Linked DNA regions of Mus musculus: region 2 is linked to region 1. A link is a loop called in an ENCODE intact Hi-C map of the cell type or tissue named here. Cell type or tissue: heart. All regions are shown on one strand. Each heading gives the region's core, and the rest is flanking DNA. Links, peaks and the distances in the headings are about the cores only. Region 1 has its middle 15 kb from the start of Gm31842. Region 2 overlaps Fat2 (FAT atypical cadherin 2).

Region 1 (15,728 bases), core at 2,721-10,720:
CTTGGTCTCTGGAAGAGCCTGGACTTGAACTCTGAGCTATCGAGTGCACTTTGGGGGCTGTAGAAGAGAGTCTTGCCGGATGGGACACAGACCTGGGAAGCCTTCCCTGCCAGGGCACTCAGCCTCTGCCATCTGAGTGACCAGTCCCAACGCAGCTTTGGGAAAGCCCAGCAGCAAGTGGGGAGGCCTGCAACTGGGAGGAACAATGGCCCACGCCCATAATCCTAGCATTTGGGAGGCTCAGAAGGGGGATGGTCACAAGGTCAAGATAAGTCTGAGCTACAAAGTAAGCCCCTGTCTCAAAACAAAAAGTAAAACCAAAGAACGAACCTCTCCAAACAGACAGACAAGACCCAGATAAATGAGAAGACAAGGGGAAGTCCATGGGGCTCTGTTTTCCATCCCTAGTTTTTAGAAGATTCTCTTGGGAGGGGGGATCAAAACTCCAGATTTCAACATCTGTACTTTCTTTCCAGGAATCTTCTTGGCCAGCCATGCTTTGGTGGTGTAACCTTGGACAAGCAGCAGCTTCTCTGGGTCTCCAGTCCTTATTCACAAAGGGGGGAAATAAATTTTTTCTAAGTTTAGTTTCGTGACACCTATGTCGTGACATGCCCCCTAATCCCAGCATATGGGAAGCAGAGACAGGAAGATTAAAGTTCTAGGCTAGCCTGGGCTACATAGTGAGGTTGTACTTAAAAAAAAAATGGTTCCTATACCAGGTGGTGGTAGTACACACCTTTAATCATGGGTGGCAGAGGCAGTGAATCTCTCTGAGTTCAAGGCCAGCCTGGTCTACAGAAAGAGTTCTAGGACAGCCAGGGCTACAAAGAGAAACCCTGTCTCAAAAACAAAACAACAACAAACAAAGTAAGCAAACAATGAAAAAAATGGTCTCCGAGGATCCTCATCTGTGTGATCTGTTGTCAATCTTGGGGCTTACTTTAGTCTCTACCATTACTTAGCTCCAAATAAATTATCTTGCCTCCTTTGAAAAAAGAAGAGAAAAGAAAAGAAAAGAAAAGAAAAGAGAAGGGAAGGGAAGGGAAGGGAAGGGAAGGGAAGGGAAGGGAAGGGAAGGGAAGGGAAAAGAGAAGAGAAGGGAAGGGAAGGGAAGGGAAGGGAAGGGAAGGGAAGGGAAGGGAAGGGAAGGGAAGGGAAGGGAAAAGGAAAGGAAAGGAAAGGAAAAAGTCAGCGGTTAAGGATAAGTACTAAGCTTGCAGAGAACCCAAACTTAGTTCCCAGCACCCACATCAGGACGCTCACAATCACCTGTAACTCTAGATCCGGGGAGTCTACTGCCCCCTTCTGGCCTCCATGGGTACTGCACTTATTGCACACGTCCCACTGCCACCCCCACTTGGGAAAAAAGCTCAGCTCTTTCACTAAAAGGAGTTGAGAGGATTAAATGAACCGTGTATATAAACATGTTTACAAAGTAATACAGTGGGGTTAGGCATGATGGTTCATGTCGGTAATTGTGTGATTTCAGCCTGGTCTACATGAGACCCTACCCCCACCTCCAGTATAAAACAGTGGTTTGATACTTGGGCCCTGGAATCACACAAACTCAGTTCTGCTGTTACCTAGCCGTATGACTCAGAGAAAGCCACTTAACCTTTCTGTGGCTTAGTTTTTCAGTCAACGAAATGGATTTAATACAAGTTACAACCTCAACGGAATGTGGAGGAAATTAAAGGCTCTGATGGGCTGGGACCTCAGTCCAACGCCGGCTCTCCTGCTTCCTGCCTGAGACATGCTCTCCACTGTGCGCATGCGCGCGCAGCAAGCGTGTTTCTGTAGTCTGCCTTTATTAAAGAAACATTTATTTATCGGTTTATTTGTTTGCTTATCTATAGGGAAGTTTGTGGGTCACAGCTCACGTGTTGTGGTCAGAAGACATTCTGCAGGAGTCATTTTTCTCTTTCCACCTTGTGAGTCCTCGGGAGAGATCTCAGGTCAGAGTTAGCAGGAAGCACCTTTACCCTGAGCCCTGTCCCCTCTTTTTTCCTTCCTCCCCCCCCCTTTCTCTTCCTTCCTTTCTCTCTCCCCGCTTCCTTTCCTCCTTTCTTCTCTCCTTTTTTCTTCTCTTCTCTTTTTGAGACAGCACACTCTTAGCTCAGGCTGGCCTTATGTAGCTGAGGCTGATCTTAAACTCCTGATCCTCCTGCCTCTACCTCACATGAGCTGGTTTGCAGGCATGCACTAGGACACTGTCTTAGACACCACTCTTTCTTTTTCTTTTTCTTTTTCTTTTTCTTTTTCTTTTTCTTTTTCTTTTTCTTTTTCTTTTTCTTTTTCTTTTCTTTTTTTCTTTTTTCTTTTTCTTTTTTTTTTTTTTTGTCCTTTGAGACAGGGTTTCTCTGTGTATCCGTAGCTGTCCTTGAACTCAGTAGCCCGGGCTGGCCTTGAACTCACAGAGATTCGCCAGCTTGGACCCCAATTATTTTGTAAGCCCCGAGCTGTGCTCCTCTGTTAACCCGCTCTTTACCAGTGCCGAGTTCGGCAGCTCCCACCATCTCCAATCATTGTGGCAGTAAATGTGCCTCCTTTCTGGACTCCTTCCTGTCCCTGCTAGCCTGTGGCCACTTCGTGGATCACACATGGAAGGGTCCTGGGGACAGTAGACACAGCTATACATGTCCTAAAGCAACCTGGGCTTTGACTGAGCACCTGGGTTTCTCATAGCCAGGTGCTGCCCCACCATTGGCTTTAGCTACTGCTCTAAGCTACTGAGAGAAGAGCCTTGATGGTTCCTATCCCCAGGACTTGTCACAAAGATTGAGGTCTTCAGCCCTGCCTCAAACCAGCACTAGGCTGAGTGTTGAACCAGCTGCGATTCTTGCTCTATCTGTCCACCCTCTGCAGAGAAGGATCAATGGAGCAGGGATGATGGACAGAGAAGGCAGAGATTAGGGGGCTGTGCTGGAGCCTCAAAGATTCTTCAAGTCCCAAGTCTTGGAATGGCTGGGAATCTCTGAGCATGTGGAAGAGGGGATCTCTGCCAGAGCCCCAGTAGGGCTCACACAATGATGGATGCTTCCCTCGGCTTCATCCTGTGCCAGCTTGTTCCTGGTGAATGGGGTTGCACAAGAGGACAGAGAGCTGGGCAGCACCAAGTCCCATCCAGCCCTTGCCCTGAGGCCATCAAAGCTCTTCCATGCGCAGAACCCTTGTAATTTGCTCTCATTTATCCTGCTTTGTTCTGGGATGGGCAGCGTGGGGAACCCCCGGGCAGAGGCTGCAGGCCTGATCACGTCTCCCCATCCCCCTTTTTCCTGACCCAGGAGGGCAGTTCCTGAGGAGTGACTGCCTTTCCACACCACTCTCTCTGCAGGGGTCTGCTCGGTGGAATTGGTGTGTGAGTCTGTTAGTTCCAGAGGGGCACTTTCAGTGTATCTGGCTTGGGAACGGGATTGGGGGAAGCCCTAAATGCTGGGCGACTCTGGGTCAGGTGTTCACATATCTGTGCTAGCAGGTTCATTTCTGTTAAGTGAGGTCTGCTGCTGACATCCCCAGTCAGTGTCAGGAAGACCCCCCTCGTTTCCTTTGACACCAGTGGCTGGTCAGAGACACTCTGCACAATGGCCTTGGTCCCACATGCTACCTCAATCTCTGCTGCTTCCTCTCGGCCTCCATTTACCTTCTCCAGTTTTCAGCTTTCTCATAGGCCTTCCAAGATGAAGATGCACCATGGCGACCATTCCTGGGTCACTGTGGGCTCAGGTTCTTGGAGGATTTTATCATGTGACACTACAGAGTCACCAGGCTGCTAGAGCTCCCTGGCATTCAGATTCATTGTCATAATTTGAAAAGCTAAGCTGAACCAGGGCTCTGGGTAGACAAGCACCCCGACTCCACAGGTTGTGTTGATTTAACCGTTGCTATTCAGTTCACTACTGCCCACTCTCTTTCCCCTCCCCCCACATATCTTCCTTTTCTTCCCTTTTTATTTTTTTCTCTAACAATCTCTCTCTCTCTCTCTCTCTCTCTCTCTCTCTCTCTCTCTCTCTCTCTCTCTCACACACACACACACACACACACACACACAGAGGCGAGAAAGAGACAGATAGAGATAGATGGATAGATGGAGAGGCAGACAGATAACAGACAACAGAGAGGAGTGCACATGTAGTCAGAGGACAATTCTCAGGCACTCTTTTTTCCCCCACCATGTGGGTCCTGGAGACTGAACTCAGGCTAACAGGTTTGGCAGCAAGCACCTTAAATGTCTGGACCATCTTGTGCCCCCCCCACCCCCCATTACCTTCTGTTTTGGATTTTTAAGACAGGTTTTCTATGTGCCTTACTGATGGGTCACAGGAGAAGTTCTGTCACACACCATGGCCCCTGACTCAGCGCATCTGTAATTGTGATTGACACATGGGATTCAATCCTAAATCCTTCTCCGGGTTCTTTCTATGTCTCCATGAGAGTGAAGGTGTGGCTCTTTTGATCTGTGATTCTGAGAGTGCCTACAATGTCTGAGATGCCAATTTATATTAGATGGTCTATATAGTCTGTCTCTGCCTGTGTGTATGTGTGTATATGTGTGTGTGTGTGTGTGCGCGCGCGCGCGCGTGCACATGTGCATGTGGTGTATTTGTGTGTTCACCAGTGCTGTGGAGGCCAGAGACTGACATTGAGAATTTCCTTTTACAGAAGAAGCCCCTGATGGAGTCACTGCCTAGCAGACCCAAGGCCCTGGCTCTAGCTCCAGTGCTGGTACCAAAAGAATATGCTGGTTCATGCCTGTAGTCTTTGAGCATGGAGACAGAAGAATGAGAAATTTAAGGTTATCCTCAACCACATAGAGACCAGCCTGGGCTACATGTGAGCACTCTCAAGAAATATAAGTTCATAAGCATTCCTCCCAACTTTGTGACAGTCCATCTGGTGACTTCTATTTGCTGGGGGTAATGATGAGAAGCTGAATATGGAAGGTGACAGGTAGCCACAGCAGGAGGAATTCTGCAAGCATGCGTGAGTCCAGTGCCATACCATGGCAGATCTGGAGACAACGTCATAAAACGTTTCGCAGAATGTTCCAGAAGCATATAGGAGAATCGGTCTTCTGATGGCATTCCCGATTTCATCTTTCATATGAACTTGCCGATTGTTCTCTTTGGTTTGGAGCCCTTTGGGAAGGAATCCCAAATGCATGTGTTTTAGAAAGACTTCATCCTAAACTAATTTTTTAATCTTTTTAAAAAAATTTTATTTATTTTATGTGTATGAGTATACTGTAACTGTACAGATGGTTGTAAGCCATTATGTGGTTGCTGGAATTGAACTCAGGACCTTTGCTCACTCAGGCCCAAAGATTTATTTATTATTATATCTAAGTACACTGTAGCTGTCTTCAGACACACCAGAAGAGGGGGTCAGATCCCATTACAGATGGTTGTGAGCCACCATGTGGTTGCTGGGAATTGAACTCAGGACCTTGGGAAGAGCAGTCGGTGCTCTTAACCGCTGAGCCATCTCACCAGTCCCATCCTAAACTTTTAAGTTACAATGTGACATATACAAGACTCTGCCTTTCGACTGCTTGTATGTTTGGTTGAGACAGGTCTCATGTAGCTGACCTTAAGCTTACGATGTAGCCCAGGATGCTCTTGAACACCTGATACGCCTGCTTCCATATCCTGAGCACTGGGATGTGCCCCGCGGTGCTTGAGTGCTTTGCTTTGATTTGCTTTATTTTAAGGCAGAGTCTCATCGTATAACCCTGGCTGGCCTGAAACTTACCATGTAGACCAGGCTGGCCATAAATTCACATAGATATGCCTCCCTCTTCTGGGTTTAAATGCTTGCACTTTCATTTGTTTTTGAGACAGGGTCTCACTCTGTAGCCCAGGTGACCTGGAACTCACAAGCCCCCTGACTCAGCCTCTCATGCATTGGGATTATAGGTGTCCACCACATGCCTGCCTGCCTCTTTTTAATGTCCTGATAAAGTTGCCACTCGGAGTCAGTTAAATGACTAGAGCCCTCAGGGGCTGTATTTACTCAGTTTAAGGGCTCACCAAGAGCATTCCGTCTCCCGCTTGGCAGCTTGACTGCCCTTGGCTTGGCTTTGAACTATGTCACCCATCCAGAAACTTGCCTGAGAGTGGATCTTGTTCTGGAAACTGGCAGAGGCACAGTGTGAGAGGGAACAGGCCTCTCAACTGACGTGAAAGGAGACTGCAGGCTACAGATTTCTGTCCCTGAATCGGGGCATTCCTGCGTGATCCTGGCTGAACTGTGGGACATTCTAGAAGTTTAGATCCTCAGCTGACAAGTGGAAAAAGAAATCTCACCTCTTGCCCTTTCAGCACCTGCTCCAAGGATCAAATGAGGTAAAATACATAGAAAAACAGAGAGCACTTGTCTCTCCTGAAGCCTTTGGTGTCCTCTGCTCTCTGCTGTGGCCGTGTAACCCCCCTTCCCCCATGTCCTAAAGCATGGCTCTCCTCTTGGTCTACACTGCTCTAATCCCTCCTCCCTCTTCTCTCCTCCCTCCTCTCTCCTCCTTTTTCCCTCCCCCTCCTCCCTCCTCCCTCTTCCCTCCTTCCTCTTCCCTCCCCCTCTTCCCTCCTCCCTCTCTGTCTTCCCTCACTCCCTCTTCTCTCCTCCCTCCTCCCTCTTCCCTTCTCCCTCTTCCCCCCTCCCTCCTCCCTACCCCCTCTTCCCTCCTCCCTCCTCCCTACCCCCCTCTTCCCTCCTCCCTCCTCCCTGCCTCAGGGACTTTACTCCTGATGTCCTTTGCTTAGCAAGCGGTTTCCCAGGTGTTCACACTGGTACTTCAGCCTTCAGAGAATCTCTGCTCAACCGTCACCTTGTCTGAAATGCTTTCTCTGCTCTCCTGACCCTGGTTAGTGTCCCCGGCACAGCCTGATGCACTGAGGAGTTATGGACCTACCTGTTGATTCTTTAACTTCAGAATGTCAGTACCATAAGGAACTGCACTTTTTCCTGCTACAACCCTGGCATTTAGAACCTGGCATACATATACTTTAAAAAAAAAAAAACAACAGCAACAAGCCACTTTAAAAGACTGAGTAGAAGAGGGAGTAGAGAAAGAGAGAAAGAAAAAAAGAAAGAAAGAAAGAAAGCCAGCAGAGAGTGATCTAAGAGTATGGAACAGCAGATGACACTCCAGTGGGACCAACCACAGGAGGGAGCAAAGGCCAGAAGACCCCACGTTTGTTTTTGCCCCAACCCCACCTCCTGGCTTAGGTGTATTAGCACAGAGCCCCAGAGTAAAATACCAGAGGCCTTCGGATTGTTTACTCCTTGTTAACCACCCTCTTTGCTCATTTAATTGGTCCAAAGCCCATGGCACGGGTAACTAACTGTGCAACAATTTGGCCCCCGGTCAGAAGCAGGGACGGCTGGATTGTGCTGCTTTTAGGCTCTGGTTGCAGTTCCTACTGGACGGCAGAGCGTGAACAGGCTTTGGCTGCAGAAAACACCTTTCATGTCCTGGCGGCGTGCTCTGTGGGACTTGTTCAACTTCAGGATCCTCCCTCTGCAGGGAGCATGTGTGCCCAGTGCTACTTCCCAAATCTCCGCTCTGTGAGAACCCCACACAAATGGGCAAAGTAAATCTGGGTTCTAGTTCAAGGGAATAAAATCTTAAGCACACGCCTGACCGGCTCATCTCGGGCCCTTTCTGCTTCCATCTGCGTTCTGGTCTCTCTTGCCTACGGCCTGCTGCTTTCCTTAGGGAGAGGCTGCCTTCGACTCTCTTGGCACAGGTTGTTTCTCTGACTCTCCCAATGTGTCTGATTCTGTCATGCACAGACTGTGTTACTTCCAGAAGGTTCTAATCCCTCATTAGTTCTCTACTTTGCTAGCTATCAAATAAATGAGTAGATTCATCCAAACTCTACCCTCCTCTCCAAGAGGACATGTTACCTGAGTGTTGTGGACAATCACATAACAAGGCCGCAGAGGTACCTAGAGACCTCTCTGAGTCCAGAGTTCCAGGTATTATGCAGAGAGTGAGAAATGGGGCTTAAGGGTATGCTTGCCTAGTGTGCACAAGACTCTGGGTTCGATCCTCAGCACAGACACAAACCAGACATGACAGTTCACACCTGTAATTTCAGCAGGAAATAGAGGCAGGAGGCTAAGAGATTCAAGGTCATCACTGTTCCTTAGTGAGTTCAAAGCTAGCACCGGCTCTGAGATGGGCAGGACAAATGCACACTGTAAATTTCCACTATGGAGAAGTGCCACAAAGTGACCCTTAAGGCACTGTGATGGGGGAAGGGGGTTGTAGTGGGGAGGTCAGGTGGATGCTGACATCTGAGTGACAAGAACAAGCTGCTTAAGAGGGGGCGCAACTCAGGCTAAGGCCAGGTTTGGACAGAGGGCCAGGAATACGTGTGGGGGTGTGAGCCTCCGGTAAGAGGTGTTGGTGGAGAGCCTGTTGCAAGAGGCAGGGACAGATAATGGAGATGTTGGGGGCAGAGCTCTGGAGAGAGCATGCAGTTCTCATGCAGGGCCACAGGAATAAAGGGAGAGCTTTAGGCCACTGACCTTAGTTAAGTCCCTTTGCAGTCTCCCTGGAGAGCAGACAGCAGGGACGATGATCTCCCAGGGAGAGACAGCAGCTGTTTGCAGGCAGAGGGGCTGGAAGGGCAGTTTGGAGGGAAAGTCCAGAGGATCCAGGCTGGTGGACCCCAGGAGCTCATGTGAGAAGACAGGGCATGGAAGCCTATGGCACACGTGTGACGGACAGTGAAGTGGGTTTGGCTTCCTGACATGACCCCTGAAGAAGAAGGGTTCATTTGTCAGAGCTCAGTTTCGGCATCTCTGCAGCCCCTGAAACAGTTTAGGGCATTTTCTGTTTTCTCACGGAAGGGAACAAGTGACTTTCTCCTTCCCTATATTCTCTGAGCCAAGAACAATGTCAGAGTAGCCCTTATAAAATATCCAGAACGATCTGTGGAGCTCCTGTCTCCCTCAGGGACCTTGCAGGTCGGCCCAGGGCTGTGTCAAGAGGCATCTGTGAGTTCACATGCTCCAGAGGGACCGACCAGTTCTACGGGTAACCAACCCAGGATGGAGACAGCCTTCCCGTCTCACCCCTGCTGTCCTCAGATCACTGGGCCCTCTGATGACTGCACCCCTGCCCCTGTCCCTGTTGCGGGAGCCCAGGTCCCCCAACAACAGGGCTGGGTAGCTGCTTTTGCAAATCAAGTGTTTGAAATTCACTAACCGTGTTAAGCAGGGCATGGGCAAAGTGCCTGCTGCGAATGAGTTCAGATTCCCCCACAGCACATATATTAAAAAGCTGGGCATGGTGGCAAGCACCTGTAATCCTACAGCCAGGGAAGCAGAGACAGGAGACGCCCCTGGGGGTGCCATCTGGACAGCCTAACCAGACTGGTGAGCTAGATTTAGTAGGAGACCCCATCTCAAAAAATAGCATGCCAAGCAATAGAGGAGACCTGGTGTGGACCTCTGGCACACACACATACGCACACACACACACACACAAACACACACACACAGCACATGCACATATACATCAGTGTGCACACACACACACAAACACACACGTACACATTTGCACATGTACACACACACAGGTGTGCTTTGGGAAATGTCAGGAAAAGAGATATTTCTGAGAGTCGCAGAGACTTAACTCAGTAACCCTGGCTTCCTTTGCTTGGGAGCGCTCTTCCGTTTGGTTTGTGATTCAGATTGGTTCAAAAAGAGATATCCCTGCCTCCTTGAGGGTCCCCAATACTCCTCAGAGGAGAAGTGCCACAGCAGAAACTTCTCAGGGAAGGAACTTGACTCCTGCACTCTTTGGCCCAGCCTGGCCCCTGACACTAACTGCTCCCAGTTCCATGGCTAATAAGAAAGTCAGCCCTGGGGCACTGAGGCCTCATAGTAAAGTTTTAGTAGCCTCGGTGGGTTTGATCCCATACTTCTGAGAAAATGAGTCACCCCAGGTTCAAGTGAGGAATCTGTGGGCAAGCCTCAACAGCCTGCTTCTAATTTGGGGATGGAAAGGTGTTTACAACGCCCCCAGAGGCAATACAGACTAGAGGAAGGAGCGCTAGGCAAGGGGCCTTGTCTCCTGCCATCCCACAGGCCTGCTCTCCTGTGTGCCTGGAACCGTACTAGTCAAGGATTTTCCAACGGAGCTAAACATGTTCTCATCTTGGCAAATGCTGCAGTGGACAATCTTCCTTTCTGTTTCTGACATTTTGAGAAAGGGGCAAGGGGACCTCTGAAAGACAAATGGAGTCTGCAGCTGAGGCTGCTCCCTGGGGCTCCTGTGTGAGGAAGCCCACTGTGGGAGCCAGGGTAGTTCAGGAGGGTTATAATGGCTAGGGCAGTTCAGACATCTTCTGCCCAGGCCCCTGCTGCTTGGGATTAGTACAGAAGGGGTTAAAGTCACTGAGTGTGGAAGGACTAGTCACCAGATCCTCTCCTGGAGTCCTCTCCTCCCTTTGTTCTCTGGGATCTGCTCTGCTTACTGGAGTTAGGCAAGCCTGGCACTGGGCTGGGAGCCATGCCTCTCTGGCACATAGATTCAGTACTGTAGTAACTTGCCCTCGCACTGCCCCCAGCAGAAATCTGAAGCGAAGGCCATGGAGAAAGCCTGGACCCTGAGAGCATAGACTTGCAGGAGCTGGAGACCAGTCTGGAGAGCAGAGTCCAAGGCACTTATGTGGCAGAAGGGGGAAACTGAGGCTCGGAAATGGAAATGTTTCCCAGGTTCCCCCAGCAAGTCAGGCACAGACTTGAATGCAGGTTTCACAACTGAGGTTTCACCGAGACTTTCTTCTCCCCTGGGCTGAGCTGCAGGGTTTGAGGACAGCTCTTGGGTTGAAGTTGTCACAAACAGGTAATACTTGAGTAAGGGGGCATGGTGCCAGGTGCCAGCAAAGCAAGAAAAGGGGGCTGGCTGGGTGGAACTGCCATCCTGGGATTTATCCTGGGTTTCGTCTGCTAAGTACAGGCACTCTAGATGAGTAGTTCCTCGGAGCCTCAGATAGTGGTCGGCAGAGAGATCTGGCTGATAGATAGAGAGAGAGATCACTTCAGCTCAGGGCTCAGCCTTTGAAGCAGGCACGGCTTCAAGCCCCATTCCTCTCCTTAGTAGCTGTGTGGCCCTGGACAGGTTGCTCAAGCCTTCTGAATGTTTGCAATGTGAATAGCCTTTTCCCCATGGTGTGTTGCAGGCAGAGCATGTAGAAAGTGCTGGAGAACTCACAGTTGCTCTCGTTCTGCCTGGCCCTTCCTCAGCTGCCATCCTTCAGTCACCCCATAGCATCCCCCTCTTCCTTCTCAATGCTGTAGCTGTTTCTGGGGGCTTCTTCCTTGTGTGATACAAAGCTCTCAAAGGGGCTTCCTTTATAAAGCACCTTGGAAGCCATGACACATCACTAATCCTGCAATCTAGATCAGTCTGTGACTCCTGGACCATCTCCGGGTGGACCAGTTGTCTGTGCACTTGGGCACAGTGTAGAGGAAACGGAAAGCAGGATGTCAGAGTCTCAGGTGCCTGTGAGCAGCACGGTTATGGGGTCACCCTTCACTTCTTTGTAACAGATTATCCATTGCAGTGCAGGACCAGAATCCCCGCCTTTCCTATCTCAGAGATGTCTGCAGGCAACAAGGTCCTTAGGAATGCCAAGCTTGGTGCTGGGGAGACAGCTCGGCAGGCAGAGTGTTTGCTGTCCAAGTGTGAGGCCCTGAGTTCTGAACCTGCATGAGAAGGAAGCCTGGTGGCTTGCATCTGTAATCCCCACACCAAGGAGACGGACACGGGCAGTCCCTGGAGCTTGCTGATGGGTCAGAGAGAATCAGTGAGCTACAGGATCAGCAGGAGACCCTGTCTCAACTAACTAACTAACTAACTAACTAACTAACTAACTAACTAACTAACTAATTAACTAACTAACTAGCTAGCTAACTAATGACAGGAAGAAATAGAGCAAAGCACTCAGTATTGTCCTCTAGCCTCCACATGCACACACACAGTTACACACACACACACACACACACACACACACACACACACACACACACATACACACAAGAAAAGTCAAAGCCTTTTACATGGCTCTCCCTCCATTCCCTGTCCTTCTGTCTTAGCCAGGTTCCCTGAGGGTCCTGTCTATACTAGCCTTTAAGGGAAATCAGTGGCTTGGGGGACAGTTGACCCCATCTCTGTCCCAGAGTTAGGTATGAGATCTGGAGCCAACCAGAGCACTGAATTTCATGGAGTTGTTGGGATTGGCTGGAAGTGGCCTGGGTTCCTATCACAGCCAATCTGTGTCTGTCCTGGGACTTTTGTTCCTGGAGTGGGCAAAACTACCTGTTCTCATTTCTATAGACACAAGCTTGTGGGAAAGGGGCACACCGAGTTCCAGGGATTGTCAGGGGAACTAGTTTCAATATATGTAGAATGGGCAGTCTCCAGCCTGCAGTTCTGCCCGTCTGGCCCTACACTGAGACCAAAGTCAAACTGCTTCTGGATTTTTCAAGGAATATTCATTTCTTTCACTGTTTTGTTTTCTAGCTAATATTTAATCAATGTTTTCATTTATGTATAAGCTACTCTGATTTAGGATTATGCTACTTTTAATTAGGAAAAAAAGAAAGAGAGAGAGGCAGGCCATGGTGCACTCCTTTAATCCCAGTACTCATGAGACAGAGGCAGGTGGATTTCTGTGAGTTCAAGAACATCCAGGTCTACATAGCAAGTTCTAGGCCAGTCAGAGTTACACAGCAAGACCCTGATTATAAAACAAAACAACGGCCGAGCATAGTGGTACATGCCTTTGGTCCCAGCAGAGGCAGGTGGATCTCTGTGAGTTCAAGACCAGCCTGGTCTAACAAGTGAGTCCAAAACAGGCTTGTTACACAGAGAAACCTTGTCTTGAAAACAAACAAAGAAACCAAACATACAAAAGACCAAAAACAACTGACTTCAGATGAACAAACTTTAAGAAACTCAACTTTGTTTTGGTTTATAGCCTGAGAGGCTTCAGGCTTGTTAGCTGACTGTCTCTGAGCCTGTGGTGAGAACTGCACAGTGGGAAAGGTGGGGGCATAAAGCAGAGACAGAGGGAGAGGTGGGCACCATACCCTTTTCAAGAGCACATACCCAGTGACCCAACTTCCTCTACTACATCATTCCTCCAAAGCACATCACCTCCCAACCCCACCATATAGTTCAACTTGTGACCAGCCCTTTAGCACTCGCGCCTCTGCGGGATGTCCAGACCCAAACTGCAACTCTGCATCACAAAGTGGTTTTAGCTCCTGGCCCAACTAACAGAACTATAGATGGAGATTGGAGCCAGGAAAAGACAGGTGAGTCCCAAAAGGCATGTGATAATGAGCCATGCCAATCAAGATATCTTTATTTCGTCCTTATATTTCTTAGGCATCTTGTATCTTGTGAGGGCCATGTTACTTGGTTCTACCCTATGACACCTAGGGAGAATCAAGTGGGAACATACACACAGCCAGCATCATCCTGCATCCTGTCTCCTGCTTCCTGCCCGGAAAGTAAGAAGAAATGTCTGGAGCTCTAGTAGCCATATTGTGACCATGAGGCAGAAGCAGAAGGAATTACAGCGGCTAAGTCCAGACATTACAACAGAGTCACTGATGACTCCCGTAGCTGTCTGCCGAGTGTTTCTTGTAGTTGATAAAAGTAAATTCCTACTATTGAGGCCAGCCCCCTCACCTCCCTAGCATAGCCGTAGCCATTTTGTTCCATGCCTGCCAGCTATTTCATATTGTTGCTGCAACATGCCTGCCAGTTGTTGATGCAGAAAAATAACTTGACTCAGAGCAGGGTCATGCTGACCAATAACCCTGTTATGTTCTGTATGTTCTGAGGTTTGTTAATCTTAATAACTTCAATAACTGTAAGCTCCACTTAGGACCAATCAGAATAATGGTCAGTTAGAACCATTCTTTCTAGCTAGCCAAAATAGCTTGAATCAGAGCTGACCACAGGGTAGCACTTCCTGCACACGAGCTCATTGTGTTTTTTTCCTTTATAAGCCAGCTCTGAGAGATGTTCAGGGTCGTAACCTCAGCCCCCGAATTCTGAGCTACAGTCCTGATTGATCAGTCTTAGGGTGTGCTTTCAATAAACCATCCTTGTCAGACTGAGATCAGCATTTGTGTGGTTTGTGGGACTCCTGGACCCCAACACCTACTGGAGGAAATGGAGTTTTGTTTTTTAAAGATTTATTATTTATTCCCTGTATGTGAGTACACTGTAGCTGGTTATGAGCATTCATGTGGTTGTTGGGAATTGAATTTTTAGGACCTCTGCTCAGTCTAGTTGGCCCCGCTCACTCCAGTTAACTCTGTTCTCTCAGACCCTGCTTGCTCTAACCCAAAGATTTATTTATTACCATACATAAGTACACTGTATCTGACCTCAGATGCACCAGAAGAGGGCATCAGATCTCATCACCGAGGGGGTTGTGAGCCACCATGTGGTTGCTGGGACCTGAACTCAGGACCTTTGGAAGAACAGTCAGTGCTCTTAACCGCTGAGCCATCTCGCCAGCCCTGAAGGATCTGTAATTTACAGTTCGAAAAAAATGTGTCAGGTACGGTGGTGCACATCTTTAATCCCAGCACTCTCGGGGCAGAGGCAGGTGGATCTCTGGGTTCTAGGACAGCCTGGTCTACACAGTGAGTTCCAGGATAGCCAGGGTGACATAGAGAGACCCTGTCTCAAAGAAACCAACCAACCAACCAACAAACAAATATAAAGAAATAAATAAGTAGATAAATCCATCAATCAATCAATCAAATAAATAAATAAGTAGCCCCCAAACTTCCTCTGGGGGTCTGGAGAGTCCATTACTCTTACAGAGAGGAATTTATTTCACTTATGTGGAATGTGGTGATGTCATTGACCTAAGATTCAGGTGGGAACAATAGCAAAGAAGACATTAATTATGTTTACTGTAGCAAGCCTTGCTAGAGGAAGGCTCCTTACTATATGATAACACCAAAAGGAAGGGGCTGGAAAACTGAGCCGCAGGCAGCCTTCAGTCAAGACCACACCACTGAGTGTGCTGCAGACACCATTGTTTCCTAGTGGCCACAACAAACCCCATGGTGTATTTTACTCACGGAAAGCCATCCTGCCAGAAGTGACATGTTCATTTCATATACCACGCAGACTCAGTAACTCAACAGTCACTGTCATAAATGAAAGAGACAGAAGTGTCCCTGAAATAAAAGACACCAAACACCATCAATGAGGGAAGATAAAACACACCAAAAGAAAAAAAAAAGGCTTTTTAGTGCAGGGAAGATGGCCTAATGTTTTTGACAGCTTGTTATAGGTCAGCTTCTGTTGCTATAACAAAATACCAAAGGCCAGGCAATTTATACAGAATAAAAGGTTATTTTTTCTCTGGTTTCACAGGCTAAGGAAATCTGAGAGTGTGGTACTGGTGTCCAGTGAGGGTCTTCTTGTAAAATGACAAGTCAGACAGCATCAGGCCAGCCTGGAACTTGAGCAGTTGGGAGTGTGTGTATGCTCTCTTCATTCTAGTACACGAACTTGGGCTACACTTTCTAACTATAGCAGAGTTGAGGCCTCTCCTATCAGTCAGGACAGCTTTATAATGGTCATATATGGTCATTAAAGATGGACTCATGGGACTATGGGTATGGCTCTGTGGATAGAGTGCCTGCCAAGCCCGGGTTCCATCCAGAGTATTACA
Region 2 (15,728 bases), core at 3,823-11,822, 110 kb after region 1:
GAGCTCACGGTCCGTGCCTCAGACCTAGGCACCCCAATACCACTGTCCACACTGGGCACTGTTACAGTCTCCATCGTGGGCCTGGAGGACTACCTTCCCATCTTCCTGAACTCGGAGCACAGCACACAGGTGCCTGAGGATGCTCTAATAGACATGGAGGTGCTATACCTGGCTACCCTCACACGTCCCGGATCAGAGAAGACTGGTTACCACATCACTGGAGGGAATGAGCAGGGGAAGTTCCGACTGGATGCCCACACAGGTGAGATGGGCAGGGGGCAGCTCAGGCCTTCATTCGTGGCACGTACTAGTTTTTCACATACAGGGAGCATTCATCCACACAGCCCCTCCATCCTTTGACTATATATATTCCTCAGTTCTTAAGAGACCCATAAGCTGATCCCTTTATCCATGTGCACTTAGCTAACCTGAGAGTGCTGTGATTCCGCCATATGTTCACCTAGAACTTCATCCCAGGATATCAGAGAGCCATCCACTTATCCCCCTTGGTGGCTTCCTGGTCTCAGCACAGACCAAACCCCGGGAGGCTTGGCATGCCTCTCTTCTTCCCTGTACCAAACACTTGCTGAAATCCAGTGGTTCAGGTAGCATAGAGCTCACTGCTTATCCAAAACCACTCCCAGCCAAATTCTTAGCACTCCTGAATTTTCTGTTATGCTCATGAGGAAAGGCAGAACAATCCTCCTAACTATGGAGCCTGAGTCAAACACACAGGACTCATGGAAGGATCTCACTGTTCCACCTCATGCAGAGTCCTCCCACGTACCCCAATGCACAGGAGCTCTCCCCCAACCCCTCAGACAGACCTCTGCCTTACAGTTCCAGCTGCCTGACCTCCATCACCTCTTCTTGCCTCAGGAATCCTGTATGTCAACGGGAGCCTGGACTTTGAGACAAATCCCAAGTACTTCCTGTCCATTGAATGCAGTCGGAAGAGCTCTTCCTCCCTTAGCGATGTGACCACCATCGTGATTAATGTCACCGATGTTAATGAACACCACCCCCGATTCACCCATGACCTGTACACTGTGAGGGTCTTAGAGAACGCCATTGTAGGTGATGTCATCTTGACGGTAAGGACCCCAGCTTCACTTTTTGTGGGGTATGGGCTCTGGGGGTGGCTCTTGCCTCACTCCCCTTGTAGTTTCTCATTCATCACAAGAATAGCTTGCCTTATCAAGCTAGTGTTCTGTAGACTAGACCATGACTTGCAGTTTCTCAACAAAACTGTGCCACATGCTACTATCAGAGTGATTTGGCGAGGGCACAACACTGGCAATGTTCAATAGGAGAGCAAAAAGGAGGTTGACTCCAGACGATGGCCCAATGCCTATCTATGACAGAGTGACATGGAGTGCCAGTGGGTGGGAAACAGGGATGAAGGGTATGTCATGTTATACCTCTTTGCGTTTAAATGCACAGTTGCTCCTTCCTTCCATGAATCACGCTCATCTTTAGTTCTTCAGGATTCCTCCCCATTTCCCTTCTGGTCTCACCTCCTTCCTCCATATGCATCCTGTGCCCCAAATGCACATCAAGATGTTCCTTTCCGAACACGCCCACGGTTTCAGACTTCCTTGCTCAGACCATTTCCTCTGCCTGGAGTGTTCTTTCTGTACCAAAACCCTTCCTCATCCTTCAAGGCTCCCTGAATCCTCTCTTACCCTTCCTAGAGTATCACTCCACTCTCTTTCCATGAGTAGATTCCCATGATAGCACCCGCCATGACTAGAATGACTTATAATAACAGACACAACACTTTCTAAGGGTGCATCATTTCACATGTTCCTCATACCCTGACCTCCCAAGACCAACTCTGCTGTACCTTGTTACCATGAGAAAACAGATGAACAAGTGCATCTATAGCATACTGAGGTCACAAGAGGTTCTCTTGGGGTAGGGAGCGCAGACTCAGTGGCAGCCATTGGGATATGAACATAGCCATCACTCTCAGGGCTACTACTCATTTCTGGCCACTCTTGTGCCTGCATTCACGGTCTTCTTTCTCCTGCAGGTGTCTGCATCTGATGACGATGGACCTGTGAATAGTGTCATTACCTATAGCTTGGTAGGAGGGAACCAGCTTGGACACTTCACCATCGACCCTAAGAAAGGGAAGCTTCAGGTGGCCAAGGCGCTGGACTGGGAACAGGTGAGTCATGTCCAGGCTGAGCAGAAGTGTGGCTCTATGGCAGGTCCAGAGGGGAAAGAGCAAACACGCCCTATCCTTGTGTCCAGAGAGTCCCCCGGAAGATTCCTCTGTGAACTCTGAGATGAGAGACAGGCTGACAAGGGATCAATCCAGTGACAGCTACTATGCACTGGTACTGGCATCAGGCACTTAGCTAGTTGCCTTAGGTCCATCTCACCATGAGATGGGCACAGCCATCCTAGGGAAGTACAAGTTGATTTTACCCTCTCCCAGCTCAGTCTGCTTCCCAAGGCCTCATATCATAGTAAGGAGAAGCTGGGTTGCAATCCTCTCTTTCTGTCTGATTCTAGGCCTGAGTGCCAGCTCTAAGACTAGGCCATGGGAGTAGGCAATACACCATGGGGCAGACACCAAGGGCCTTATTTCTAATTCTTCAATGTGCATCTTGTCACAGACCCCCAGCTACTCCCTGAGGATCCGAGCCACAGACAGTGGGCAGCCCCCATTGCATGAGGACACAGAAGTGGCTGTTGAAGTGGTTGATGTCAATGACAACCCACCCAGGTTCTTCCAGCTCAACTACAGCACTGCTGTCCAGGTAAGGACACCCTGAGATCACCCTCTTGTGTTCCTCTCAATGGGAGGAGCTTCTCAGGAGTGGCCCACCCAACCAGCTGTCCCTAAAGGCAACACAGGGAACCAAAGGGGCAGTGGGAGAGCTGTGGATTATGGGATTGAAAAGAATCCTTGTTAGTTATTTATATGACCATCATTCTGTCCTATTTGGGATTCACCCCTGCCACTGAAGTAGGTAGGGTCCACCTCAGAGATTTCAGACATGAAGGTATATGGAGGAAGAAACACAACATGTTAACTCTCATACGTAGTCTAGTTTTAGATATGAATGTATATGTATTTACACACATGTATTATGAAAGCAGAAAGGAGACTATTTGAGGAGGAGAAGGACCAGAGAGATGGGGAAGGAAGGTGTAGTAAGAATTCTGAAATTTTGGTTTCTTTAAAAAAAAAAGAAATATAAGAATATGTTTTGATTTTAATCCCAGGTGTGTTGGTAGGGGCTGCTTTGCAGCAGCTGAGTATAATTTGGGTCATGCTCTAGCAGAGGCCTGGTTTTGCCATCTGCAGATAGTTTTTGAAACTGTGTGAAATTTGGAATACTGGGAACTTTTCAGAGGTTAGAGCCCCAATAGGTGAGTGGTTGCTGGTCATGGGGGGAGGAGGGGTTGTGGCTTGTTAGTAGTCATGCTCAAAGAAGAAACAAGAAGAAATTCGATCCAGTTCTATCTATCTACCTACCTATTTCCTCTATCCTTTCTCTCCCATCTAGTGATGGAGGATAAATGGTGGGAGAAAGAATAATCTACAAAGTAGCAAAGACCAGATACAAGCAAGAAGAAGCAAGAAGAAAGAAATTAGATCTCTCTCTCTCTCTCTCTCTCTCTCTCTCTCTCTCTCTCTCTCTCTCTCTCTCTTTCTCTCCTCCCCTCCCCTCCCGTCCCTCCTCCTCTCCCTCCTCCTCTTCCTCCTCCTCCTCCTTTCTCTCCTATCTAGTGATAGGTGGTAAAACCTGGGTAAGGGATAAAGGGTGGTAAGAAGAAGGACCCACAGGTAGTTAAGACAAGCTCCAGGAAGGACTAGAAGGGTAGTGAGGAGATATATAAAAATAAGGTCAAATGGTGTGTGTGTGTGTGTGTGTGTGTGTGTGTATGTGTGTGCATACACACACATACACACACACACATAAAATGTCATAATGAGACCCATTATTTTGTCTTCTAACTGAAAAAGTAATGCTTAAAACATGAAAGTGCCATGCATCTGCAGATTCTAAGTACTAGCAATGTCAGCTGTGGGGGTCAGCAATGACCTCTTCTAAAGGACAAGGGTTTGACCTTTGGTGAAAGACCCCTTCTAAGACCCAGTACTGCACTCAGGGACACTGAGGGAAGAGTACCAGGCCAGCTTTCAGCCTGGGCCCTGTCTGTGGGCAGAGGGATAAGCACTGGTCCCTAGAAGATGGGACTACAAAGGAGGGACTGACGGGGCTGGGGCTTACACCACTCTCTGGCTTACTGTTGTTCTTCATCACAGGAGAACTCCCCCATTGGCATCAAAGTCCTGCAGCTGATCCTGGATGACCCTGACTCCCCACAGAATGGGCCTCCCTACTTTTTCCGGATTACTGAGGGGAACACTGGGTCTGTATTCCGGGTGACTCCAGATGGCTGGCTGGTGACAGCTGGGAGCCTGAGCAGGAGGGCCCAGGAGTGGTATCAGCTTCACATTGAAGTGAGTGCTGTGTGGATCCAAGTTGGTGTGTGTGGTGACAGCTTGGGGGCAGGATGCCTGCTGGCAGACACAATGACAGTGCTGTTGGGAAGAAGTATGTGAAGTGTGTATGTGCCTGGCAGTGGATGGGTGGATATGTGTGTGTGTCTATGTGTGCATGTGTATGTGTGTCTGTATGTCTGTGTGTGTGTTTGTTTGTCTGACTGTCTGTATATGTGTGTGTGTGCATGGATCTGTATGTCTGTGTGTGCATGTGTGTGTGTATGTATGTCTGTGTGTGTTTGACTGTCTGTATATGTGTGTGTATGTATCTGTATGTCTGTATGTGCATGTGTGTGTGTGTATGTATGTCTCTCTGTGTGTGCATGTGTGTGTATCTGTATGTCTGTGTGTGCATGTGTGTGTATCTGTATGTCTGTGTGTGCATGTGTGTATGTGTGTATCTGTATGTCTGTGTGTGCATGTGTGTATGTGTGTATCTGTATATCTGTGTGTGCATGTGTGTGTGTCTGTATGTCTCTCTGTGTGTGCATGTATGTATATGTGTATCTGTATATCTGTGTGTGCATGTGTGTATGTGTGTATCTGTATGTCTGTGTGTGCATGTGTGTGTGTCTGTGTGTGTGCATGTGTGTATGTGTTTGTATGTCTGTGTGTGCATGTGGGTGCATATTTCTATGTCAGTGTATGCATGTGTGTGTCTGTCTGTCTGTATATGTATCTGTATGTCTGTGTGTCTGTGTGTGTATCTGTGTGTGCATGTGTATCTGTCTATGTCTGTATGTCTGTGCATGTGGGTGTGTATCTGTATGTCAGTGTGTGCATGTCTGTGTCTGTGTGTGTGTACATATGTGCTTAACTATTCATATGTGTGTACATGCATGTAGAGACCTGAAGACAACCTTAGCATAGGATGTGAAGGGGACGGCTCCTTTTCTTGTGGCCTTCCAGTCTGAGTATGGAGATAAACAATGAGTAGATAAAGTCACCTTATGACTCAAGATAGGTAAATAAAGTAACAAGAGACAAGGCAGGGGACAGTCATATTTGCTATCTGAGTGGAGACCTGTGGGGACCTGGAGAGCACTCTAGACAGGAAGATTAAGACAGACACGGATAAATGTCTGATAAGAGTGGATAAGAGTGTAGAGTGACCTGTGACTGGAAAATAGAAAGTACTGTAAGGAAGGAAATTGACGTATAAAGTTGGTCAATCATGGTGGAACAGGAGGATTGCACTCTGTGTAGTGCTCTCCATTTCAAATGGCTGGTGAAGCAGGTGGCACAGGTGGACAGCACAGGTGGGACAGGTGGCAAGTGGAAAAGGTGGGACAGGTGGAGCAGGTGGGACAGGTGGGGCAGGTGGACAGCATAGATGGGACAGGTGGGACAGGTGGGGCAGGTGGGGCAGGCTACAGTCAGACCTCTCACAGTTCTGGCGCCTGAAGCAGAGATCAGACTGAAACTGCATAAAACCAGCAGGCCAGTGCTGACTCTGCTTACAAGGGCACTGGGGTCCTTTAAGCCAGGAACAGTGGTACAAGTCTCATAATCCTACTACTAGGGAGGCTGAGGCAGGAGGATTATAACTGTGAGGTCAATCTGGGTTAGAAAGCAACTTCCAGGACAGAGTGGGCTACATGTCAAGACCTTGTTTTAAAACAAAGCAAAGGAAAATTACATCTGTAATTCCAAGACTCGGAAGGCTGAGGTAGGAGAGTTGTAAGTTTGAGGCTAGCCTGAGTTTTATATATATCTTGTCTCATAAATAAGTTTTTTTTTCTCCTTAAGACACTAAGTATCATCACGAACACTCCGCCACTGTGATCTTATTTCCCAAAAGGCTCCACTTACAAACACTGGGGATTGTATTTTAACATTTGAATTTTGTATAACTCCTGAGCACCGGTGATAATCGATCCACAGCAGCCAACACTCTAAGCTAGCCCTGGCAAGCCAGGTTGAACAATCACCCTAATTTTTTATATTTATGTACTCGCTTTAATCCCCTGGAGCTGGAGTTATAAGCAGTTGTGGGCCTGCAGCTGTGAGCATTGTGGGTGTTGAGAACAAAGCTTACCACAAGCACTCATAAGCGCTGGGTCATCCTCCAGCCCTGGTTCTCCTAGCTAAGGTCATTCCATCCTTGTTTAAAGCCTTCATGAGTTTCTCACCACTGTGAAGCAGCCTTGTGCTCCTCAGCCCACTGTGGAGGCCAGCCCAGCCTTCCCTGCCTTTGCTCCACTGCCTTCCTGTTTAATTGAGCACACCACTTCTTCCACACCCAGGACCCCTTACCTGTTCTTCCTTCTTCAGAGAGGCCTTCACCTCCAGCTGACCTAAGTCAGTCCCTCACTCATCTTCCTGTCTATTTTCTTTGCTTTGTCCAAGCTGATAGCCTCTTGCATGTTTGGTAACTCATCTTGCCTGTCCCTTGACCACAACAGAGGGCCCAGCCATAGAAAGCTCTCAACTGGTCCAAAGAATGACAATCACACTCCCATTCTGAACATGTAGGAAAGAGAGGCTCTTCCTCAGTGGGGTAGTAGCCAGGGAGGGGTATGAAGACTGCTCAGAGGTACCTGCCAACTTGCCAGAGTCTAGGGCAGAGAGTTGAGGTAGAGGGCTCAGAAGTCGAAAAGACTGGCCTGTGCTGAAGAGCTGGCTCAGTCAGCATATGCACGTACACACAAGTAAGTGCATACGTGTGCATGCACACACACAGAAGTTTATTTGGAGGGATTTAGGAAGAGGCTTGGAACTCAGGAGGCTTGGGGGAATTTGTTTTTCTGTTTCCGTGTTTTCTATAAAACCTTAGGAAAGTCTCCAGCACATCCCCATGTGTTGGAGTTTATCCTTTTCCAAACATGACAGCTTGCAACACCTGTATCAGCAGGTATGGAGAAGGGAGACTAGGCTGATAGGGACATCAGCCTCAGCTGGGCATAGAGATGCTTCTGAGCACCAATGCTGTTTGTCTTATCTTCAGGTGTCAGACAGTGGCCTCCCCCCCTTGTCATCTTCCACATTGGTCAGAGTACACATCACGGAGCAGAGTCGCTACCCGCCCTCCACACTCCCATTGGAAATCTTCATCACGAAGGGGGAGGAGGAATTTCAGGGTGGCATGGTAGGTAAAATCCATGCCACCGACCGAGACCCTCAGGACACACTGACCTACAGCCTGGATCGAGAGGGAAGCCTGGGCAAGTATTTCACAGTGGGTGCATCCGATGGCAAGATTATTGCCTCTCAAGGACTGCCTCGTGGCCGATACTTGTTTAATGTCACAGTCAGTGATGGGACCTTCACCACCACCACTGGGGTCCATGTCCATGTGTGGCACATGGGGCAGGAGGCTCCGCAGCAAGCTGTGTGGCTGGGCTTCCACCAGCTCACCCCCGAGGAGCTCGTGAGCGATCACTGGCGCAACCTGCAGCGATTCCTCAGCAATATCTTGGACATCAAACGAGCCAACATCCACTTGGCCAGCCTGCAGCCTGCAGAGGTCACAGCTGGGGTGGACGTGCTTCTGGCCTTTGAGGGGCATTCTGGAACTTCCTATGATCTCCAGGAGCTGGCATCTGCCATAGCTCACTCAGCCAAAGAGATGGAGCACTCGGTAGGAATTCAGATGAGGTCAGCTCTGCCCGTGGTACCATGCCAAGGGCCAAGCTGCCAGGATCAAACCTGCCAAGAGACAGTGTCCCTGGAGCCCAGAGTGGGGCCCTCTTACAGTACAGCCAGGCTCAGCATCCTGACACCACGACACCACCTGGGGAAAAACTGCTCCTGCAATGGTAAGAACAGGGGTTGGATTGCTGGCTCCTGGCTATCTGCCTCCATGTAAACTCCCACCAAGGTTCATGAGCATAGCTATAATCAAACTAAATGCCAGAGACCAACACACCACGGGGAGTTTGTTGTCACAAAGCCTAGTCATGGGGTACTCCTCAGGTTCTCTCTGCCTTCTGGAATTCTGAAAGTTAACAGTTGATTGCAATAGAAATAGTGCCTAAAAGCACAGACTGGGGCATCAGGCTCCGGGAATTTACTTCTTCACCCTGGAGGGAATTCTTTGACCTCTCTACACCCGTGGGCTTTGCTACTGTAAGGATTGAGATTGACATTTCAGGTACTCTTGGAAAAGAGCCTGACAGACATGTCAGCTCCTGATGCCCCTGCTGTTAGCTCCACAGCCTGCTGATATCAGCTCAAGAAGTAAACCCAACATAGGTTTAGACCTCAGCTCTGTCATCTCCTAATGGGTGGCTTCTGTAAAGTCCACAAAATTCCTGTTGCCCATCAATAAACTAGAATAACAAGAGCACCCCCCCACAATTGGTTTGGGGAGTAACTTACATATAGATATAATAGCACATAGCCCATGGGTGGCCACTGTAAGCCCAGGATCCTGGCTGTCACCCACATGGGAGCAGTCAGTGCTGTAAAGAGCCTGCAGTGTACCAGGCTCCATGTGGGTCATCAGTCCCTTCTGTGTAAAGACGGCCATCATACATCCTCCAATGGAGGCCAGGCATCATACACCAGTGTGTGTGGCTTTCAGAGCCTTGCACTACTGATGCCCCACCTGGAGCCTGGCATACTGCTCAAAGAGACTGTTCCGGGCAAGCTGCTAAAAGTTCTCATTGCAAAACCATGGGTAATTCCTTCCTTTGGCATTCCCGTGGTGGGTATGGAGGAAGGGAGCCTAAAGGCGGGCCTTACAACACTGAGCCTTCATATTCTGAGCCTTGACAGAGCTTCCTACTACACTAATATATTGAGTTTTGGAAAACACATTGAGGTGTTTGCCTCTTGGGATTCCTTATACCTAAGCTTCCTCCCTGCCCTCCTTTCCTTTATTGTCCTTTCTTGAGGTTTCTTGCCCAGGTATCAGGAACCTATGACACATGAATCAATTTTCTGGGTGTCCTATTTTTCAAAATATATGGGTAGTGTTAGATTTAAAAGCTTGGCTCACCACATCTGATTAGCTGATTTTTCTTCCGTCATGGTGGAAGCTCACTGTTCCTGAGTCTCAGGCTGGAAGTGATTCTGTGGAGCTTGTACCCAGCGGGAGGCATGCAGGGTGACAGCCTAGCTCCCTTAGTGGCTCTGGAAATGTGATCCACCCAATCCCAGCCTGGACTCTTCGTATATCAGATGTGGGAAGTGTCCGATCTGCCACCCAAAGGTTGAATGAGACAAAGTCGGCCTAAGGGATCTGTGACATCTCAAGAGTAGTGACACCTCGGGTTCATTTGCAGGTACCACCTGGAGGTTCAGTGGTCAGAGCTACATGCGGTATAGGCCCCTAGAGGCTCAGAACTGGCAGATCCATTTCTACCTGAAAACGCTCCAGCCATGGGCCCTTCTGATGTTCACCAATGAAACAGCCTCTATTTCCTTGAAGGTAAGGTGACTCCCACCTGAGTGGCTTCCATGGGCACCCCAGACTGGGGACATGAGGGATGCAGGGAGGATGTCTGAGCTGATTCCTGGCAAAGGATCCCCTCATGCTTTTCAAGGATGCTGAGTGTGACTGTCAATCAGAACACACAATCAGACACGGGCCTTTTACCTGGAGATACACAACCCAGGCCATTCAGGGGTGGGGCTGCTTGCTCTGTGGAATGAGAAATTCCTGGAGGAGAGAAGGATGTGAGCTCACACAACCCTGGCACTGTAAGAATAGTGTGTGTGTGTGTGTGTGTGTGTGTGTGTGTAAGATGCCCCCTCCAAGTATCTGAGCCCCCCCACTGGGGGCCCGAGGGTTCCTTTCACTCCTGCCCATGCAATGTTGCACCTACCATCCCTGGGCCCACCCCCCCCCCCACCTCACTGCTGCACGACCCCCTACATATCCCTGCAGAGGGAAAAGAAAGGATGACGACTGGACTGGGGGGTCGGGGGAGGTGAGGCCCTGAAGGGAAAAGGGAAGGCTGGCAGGAATGGAAAGAGGAGTCTCCTGGGGCATGGGAGGGGGCTGAGGCAACAAACTCATTTATGCTCAGTCTCTCAAGGATTCTTTTTATGTCCCATGGAACTCTCATCTGCTGCCTGGTCAAGTCACACCCACAGTCAGGAAGTAGAGATAGATGCTGGTGCTCAACTCCCTTCCCCCTTCTATCCAACCCAGGACCCCATGCCACATTCAGGATGGTCTTCCCCCCTCAGTTAAGCCTTTCTAGAATCTCCCTCATAGACACACCTGGATGTGTGTTTCCATGGTCATTAGTTGCCGATGGAGAAAACACATCACAGGGGGTAGCTGTCCAGGCACGTTGGTTGTGATGGCCAGCTGGATGAACAACAGGAGCCTATTGGCATTCTTTTTGTTTTTAACCTTTTATTGGCTCTCCCACGCTTGACTGTTGGCATTCTTAAACAATAGCCCAGCGTCTACATGGCTCCCGTGACGAAAGCAAGGTGGACAGACCTCACAGTGGGGCCAGAGTGTAATGGAATTGGGGGTTGGGGGTGAATCAGTGAAGGTCTCAGAGGTCCTTGCAAAAGGCTTTGCTTTCATCTGATCAAAACAGAGGATTTCAGAAGACCTGTAGCAAACACAATGGTCTGCCTTATTGTCACCACAGTTCTTGGCTTGAGAATAGAATTTAGAGGAACAGAGACAAGAATAGAGCGATCCAGACAGGAGGAGGAAGAGGCACCAATAACCCAGGGGAGTGAGGGTGGCTTGTGAACATCACTGTGAAGAAAGTGTCCAGCTTTGGAAAGGAATTAGAAGCCAACAGCCTGTCCCAGTGCACAGAAGATGGAGTAGAGAGAGCATGGGAGTGTAGTTTGGCCTGAGCCACTGGAATGGTGGAGCTGTTGCTAAAGACCTGGGTAGAAGAAGTTGGGGGGTATTGGGAGCTCAGGTTAGACATGTAGACTTCCACAAGGAGGTAGCATAACCAGTCTAGTGTTGTGAGAGAGGCCTGGGGTAGGGCTGGAGAGACATAGGGTCAACAGCACGTTACTGAAAGCCATAAGGCTTCGTGAGAACACCAGGGAGTATAGCTCAGGAAACAGGCTAAGACTCTTAGAGCACAGTCCAATGAAGAAAGAAGACAGAAGAAGAGAAGGGTATGAAGCACGAGCCTTCAAATGGGCTTAGGAAAAAAAAATAGACTTGGAGCATGGCATCCAGGAAGACAAGTGCACTTGGATTAGAAATAAGCTGGGGGTTAGGCTTAATAAGGGAGAGTTTGCCTAGTGTGCGCAAGGCTCTGGGATCATCCTAAGAAGAAGGGGAAAGGGAAGAGGAGGAGGGAGAGGAGAGGGAGAGGAGGAAGTACTGGGGGAATATGAGGAGGAAGAAAAAGGAGGCAAGAAAAGGGGAAGGAAAGGCAGAAGATGGAGGGGAATGAGAAAGACTGAAGAAAGGAGGAAAGGAGGATGAGAAAAGGGACGAGGGGGAGGGATAGTGGGCAGAAGGAGGAGGAGACAGTCATGATAGCTGAGTGACTGGCTGCTGAGAGCAGAGCAGAATGGGAAGATCTGTCATTTGATGCAGCAACACAGAGCACCCTGAACACTGACTGACATCAGTGGTTTTTATCACAGGACAGATAGGTCCATTTGGGGGACAAAGAAAGAAAATGATTCCAAGTTCAAGACAACTTTATCTTTTATTTTAAGATTGGGAGGCTGGTCTATGTTTGTGGAGTGGCTGAAATAATCCCTAAGGAATGGTCATAATGTGACACAGTAGAGAAGAGACCAGGGAACATGGTGTTGGAGGAGGTGAAGGGGACATGGGTCAAGAGAGGGACCAGCTTTAGCTGAGGAGGACGGTTGTGATGTCGGAGCACCTGTGAGCACCCTTGGCACCCTCAGCAGGAAGCAAGACCGTCAGCAGAGAGCTCCGTGTCTGAGGAGAGAAAAGTCATGTTGAGTCACAACTGGTTGATCTGATGTTAGGCAGCACTGGAGGCTCATCTGCCATTGGGGCCATTGGATGAAGGCTAGGGCAGTGGATGAGGACATGGAAGACATTTCCTCCAGCAATGTTCAAAGTTTTCTAAAGAAACTGCCTTGCCCATATTAAACAGGAAAATATTTGGCCCTGGGCATGCCTAGTTTCTGTTGTCTTGCTTTTTTGTTTTTCAACACAACATCAACCTGATGCTTGCCCGCACAGGCGACTGAACCCGCATCAGAGGCTTACGAGCCAAGCACACTCCCACTGAGCTACACGCCCCAGCCATGCTTTTTCTGTTTTGCAGCAGGGTCTCTCTGTGTATCCCAGATTGGCCTGGTATGCTCTAAAGCATACCTATCTGTTGAGAGTAAAGAAAAGTAGAATGCTCTAAGCCAGGGGTTTTCTAACATCTTAACTCCAGGGACTTATGATGTGTGCGCATGCAAATGTGCAGAGGGCAGAGGGCAGCTTTGGGTGTCGCTCCTCAGATGTCCTCTACCTTGGTGTTGTTTAGTTTCTTGCTAATCTGGAGCTGAACACTTAGGCTAGGTTAGCTGGTCTAAGCACAGTCACCAGTGATCCCATCAGTAAGGTATCTTTGGGCCTCAGGTTCCTCATCTGTCAAGTGGGATCTTGCCCTTTCCATGAAATATGGTGAGGACTGGATGGAATTTTGAGGACATTTGGAGTCTTCAGAGACAATCTCTGAAGCATTTGAAAATTCTTGGAAATGGGGATGTAGCCAGGTTAGTGGCATGCACCAAGAAGTAGATGCAATTACCAGCACCATGTGAATGAGATATGATGGTGAACAGCTGTAATTCTAGCGAATTAGGAGGTAGAGGCCGGAGGATCAGGAGTTCAAGGTTATCCTTGGCTGCATAGCAAAGGGTGTGGGGTAGAGGTGAGGGGAAGAACAACTGAAAGCCTGTCACAGGATTACAGAAATCCTTGTTTTGCTGATGGCTATCTGTGCTCTCTCTCAGCTGGCCAATGGCTTCCTCCATCTGGAATACCGATGCCCTGGTGGTTTCTATGGAAACCTTTCCTCCCATCGTCCTGTGAATGATGGACAGTGGCACTCCATGCTGTTGGAGGAGAGGGACACTTCTGTTCATCTGTTGGTCGACATCACAGACAACACTTCCCTTGTCATCCCAGAGGAATGTCAGGGTCTGAGGACTGAGAGACACCTACTGCTGGGTGGCCTTGTCCCCTCAAATCCTTCCTCAAATGTCTCCCTGGGGTTTGAAGGTTGCCTGGATGCTGTTGTGGTTAACAGTGAGAGGTTAGAGCTGCTTGGCCATAGAAAGAAGATGGCGGGCTACCTAGAGACATGGGCCCTCAGCCAGTGCTGCTGGCCTGGAACCACCTGCAGCCAGAACCCGTGCCTCAATGGTGGGAGCTGTTCACCTGCCCTTGGATCAGGTATGGACTGGGAAGATGACCCCAACCAAGGGTTAATCCCAAAGGCCCCTGACAGTGACCTATCCCTGTGTCTCACTATAGAGTTGATAGGGTAGGTAGGGTCTCTCACCACAGCCCAGGGTGATCTTGGGCAAGCCACTACTATCCAGCAGATAGATGATTCTTGAACTACAGCACAAAGACACAGGTTTTACTGGGGCCCCCAACTACTAGCCGATTGCTTACCCACCTTCCTCTCTCTCCCAGGATACCTGTGCAGGTGCCCCCCTCTGTTCTCTGGCAGGAACTGTGAACTTGGAAGGGAGAATTGTACTTCTGCGCCCTGCCAAGAAGGTGGCACATGTGTCTCCTCCCCTGAAGGCACTTCCTGTAGCTGCCCTCACCCTTACACAGGTGACAGGTAAGCCCAAAAACCACATGCCCTGGCTCCTTACACTGGAACATTAGGGAGTGTTCTTTGCCCTCTTGCCTCTAGGGAAGCCAATGTGAGTCCAGAAGCCCAGTCTCTGGGCCTTTTCCTCTTCTGACTTTCTTACATCAGGATACTGTGGGAGGGAAGGCTTGTGGGAAAATGGTTTCCTAAGCCCAATTCCCATTCATTGGAACTAGACCATAAGAAGGGACCAGGAAGCCACACAGCTCAACAGCTCTTTAGGGCAGGTCAACTCTGGCTGACATCTGCAGAGAATAACTATACTTCCTTTGTACTATGTCTTCCCAGAGACACTTGGGGAAACTGATTCCCCTGGGCCCAGGAGCTCAGACTTCTCTGCAAAACTCTGCACCCTGCCTGTGGCTAGGCTAGGCCATGAGGGTTGTTAGGGAAGGAGACACAGTTTAGAAACCTAAAAACAAAGCACTTGGGTAGGTATGTAGTGTTGGAGCCCGCAAGCTTAGGAACATTTAAGTAGTCATAGAAGGGAATTATGAATCAATGAACTCAGGATGACCTAGAATGGGCCGTGATTTTATTTTAACAAGCTCCCAGGAGATTCCCATGTAGTCATCCTGGATATAACAACCATTGACCACCAGTCATGGTGGCTCATGACTGCAGTCCCAGCACTTAGGAGGTAAAGCAAGAGAGTCAGAAGGTCAAGGTCCAGGCTGGAGGGATAGCTTAGTGGTTAAGGGTACTTGCTGCTCAATCATAAGTGTGAGAGTTAAGATTCCAGCACCCACATAACGGGCCATGTGCTCCATGAATGTCTGTGACCTCAACTTCAAGGGGATTGTATGACATGCTGGCTTCCAGCCCAGCCAAGAAAACGAAAGCACCAGGTTCAGGGAGAGACCCTGTCTCAAAGGAATAAGTAGAGAGTGATAAGTGAAGACATCCACTACTAGCTTCTAGCTTCCCCATGAGTGCACAGGCATGGGCACATACATGGGCTCATATGCTCAAAGACACACACAAACACACACACACACTCACTCACACTCACACACTTAACACTGTACTGGGGGCCAGCATGGCCTAGTGATTTCTGGAATGTGTCCCCTTCCTTAACAACCCCCATACAAATTATCTATGCATACAGAGTAGTTCAAGGTCAATCTGGACTAAGACATACCATCTTTAAAAAGGAAAGGGGAGGGGAGGGGAGGGGAGGGGAGGGGAGGGGAGGGGAGGGGAGGGGAGGGGAGGGGAGGGGAGGGGAGGGGAGGGAAGGGAAGGGAAGGGAAGGGAAGGGAAGGGAAGGGAAGGGAAGGGAAGTCAATAGCATAGTCTTCCCACTGTTTTGGAGATGGGAAACTGAGGCCAAGAGAGGGAAAGTTTATCCAGTATTTCAATGACTCGAGTCCTCGGCAGCCATCATTACTATCCTGCTCCCTGCCTGCTCTGATGTAAAATGGTATGCATCAGGGTCATTGGAGAGTACG

What was found. A loop is a pair of places that touch in the nucleus more often than their neighbours do. Peaks named below come from ENCODE experiments on the same cell type or tissue, not always from the same donor. Only the 100,000 strongest peaks of a DNase experiment are listed, where the experiment ranks them.
Region 2: it touches region 1 in a loop (5-fold over the local background); 8 of 42 quality-filtered maps call a loop at or near these places.

What each region holds. Positions count from the first base shown.
Region 1 is chr11:55,359,642-55,375,369 of GRCm38, reverse strand. No RefSeq gene overlaps it. Among named protein-coding and RNA genes, the nearest start is that of Gm31842, 15 kb to the left of the region's middle. In heart, for the core only: no CTCF peak of the experiment used is centred there; a DNase peak (open chromatin) is centred at 6,079; H3K27ac peaks cover 2,072 bases; H3K27me3 peaks cover 789 bases.
Region 2 is chr11:55,254,620-55,270,347 of GRCm38, reverse strand. Fat2 (FAT atypical cadherin 2) reads left to right here. Exons shown (of 23, transcript NM_001029988.2): 13 at 1-262; 14 at 880-1,094; 15 at 2,036-2,173; 16 at 2,628-2,771; 17 at 4,289-4,486; 18 at 7,476-8,286; 19 at 9,757-9,902; 20 at 13,403-13,844; 21 at 14,091-14,244. Among named protein-coding and RNA genes, the nearest start is that of Fat2, 50 kb to the left of the region's middle. In heart, for the core only: a CTCF peak has its summit at 8,280; DNase peaks (open chromatin) are centred at 4,517 and 8,117; H3K27me3 peaks cover 447 bases.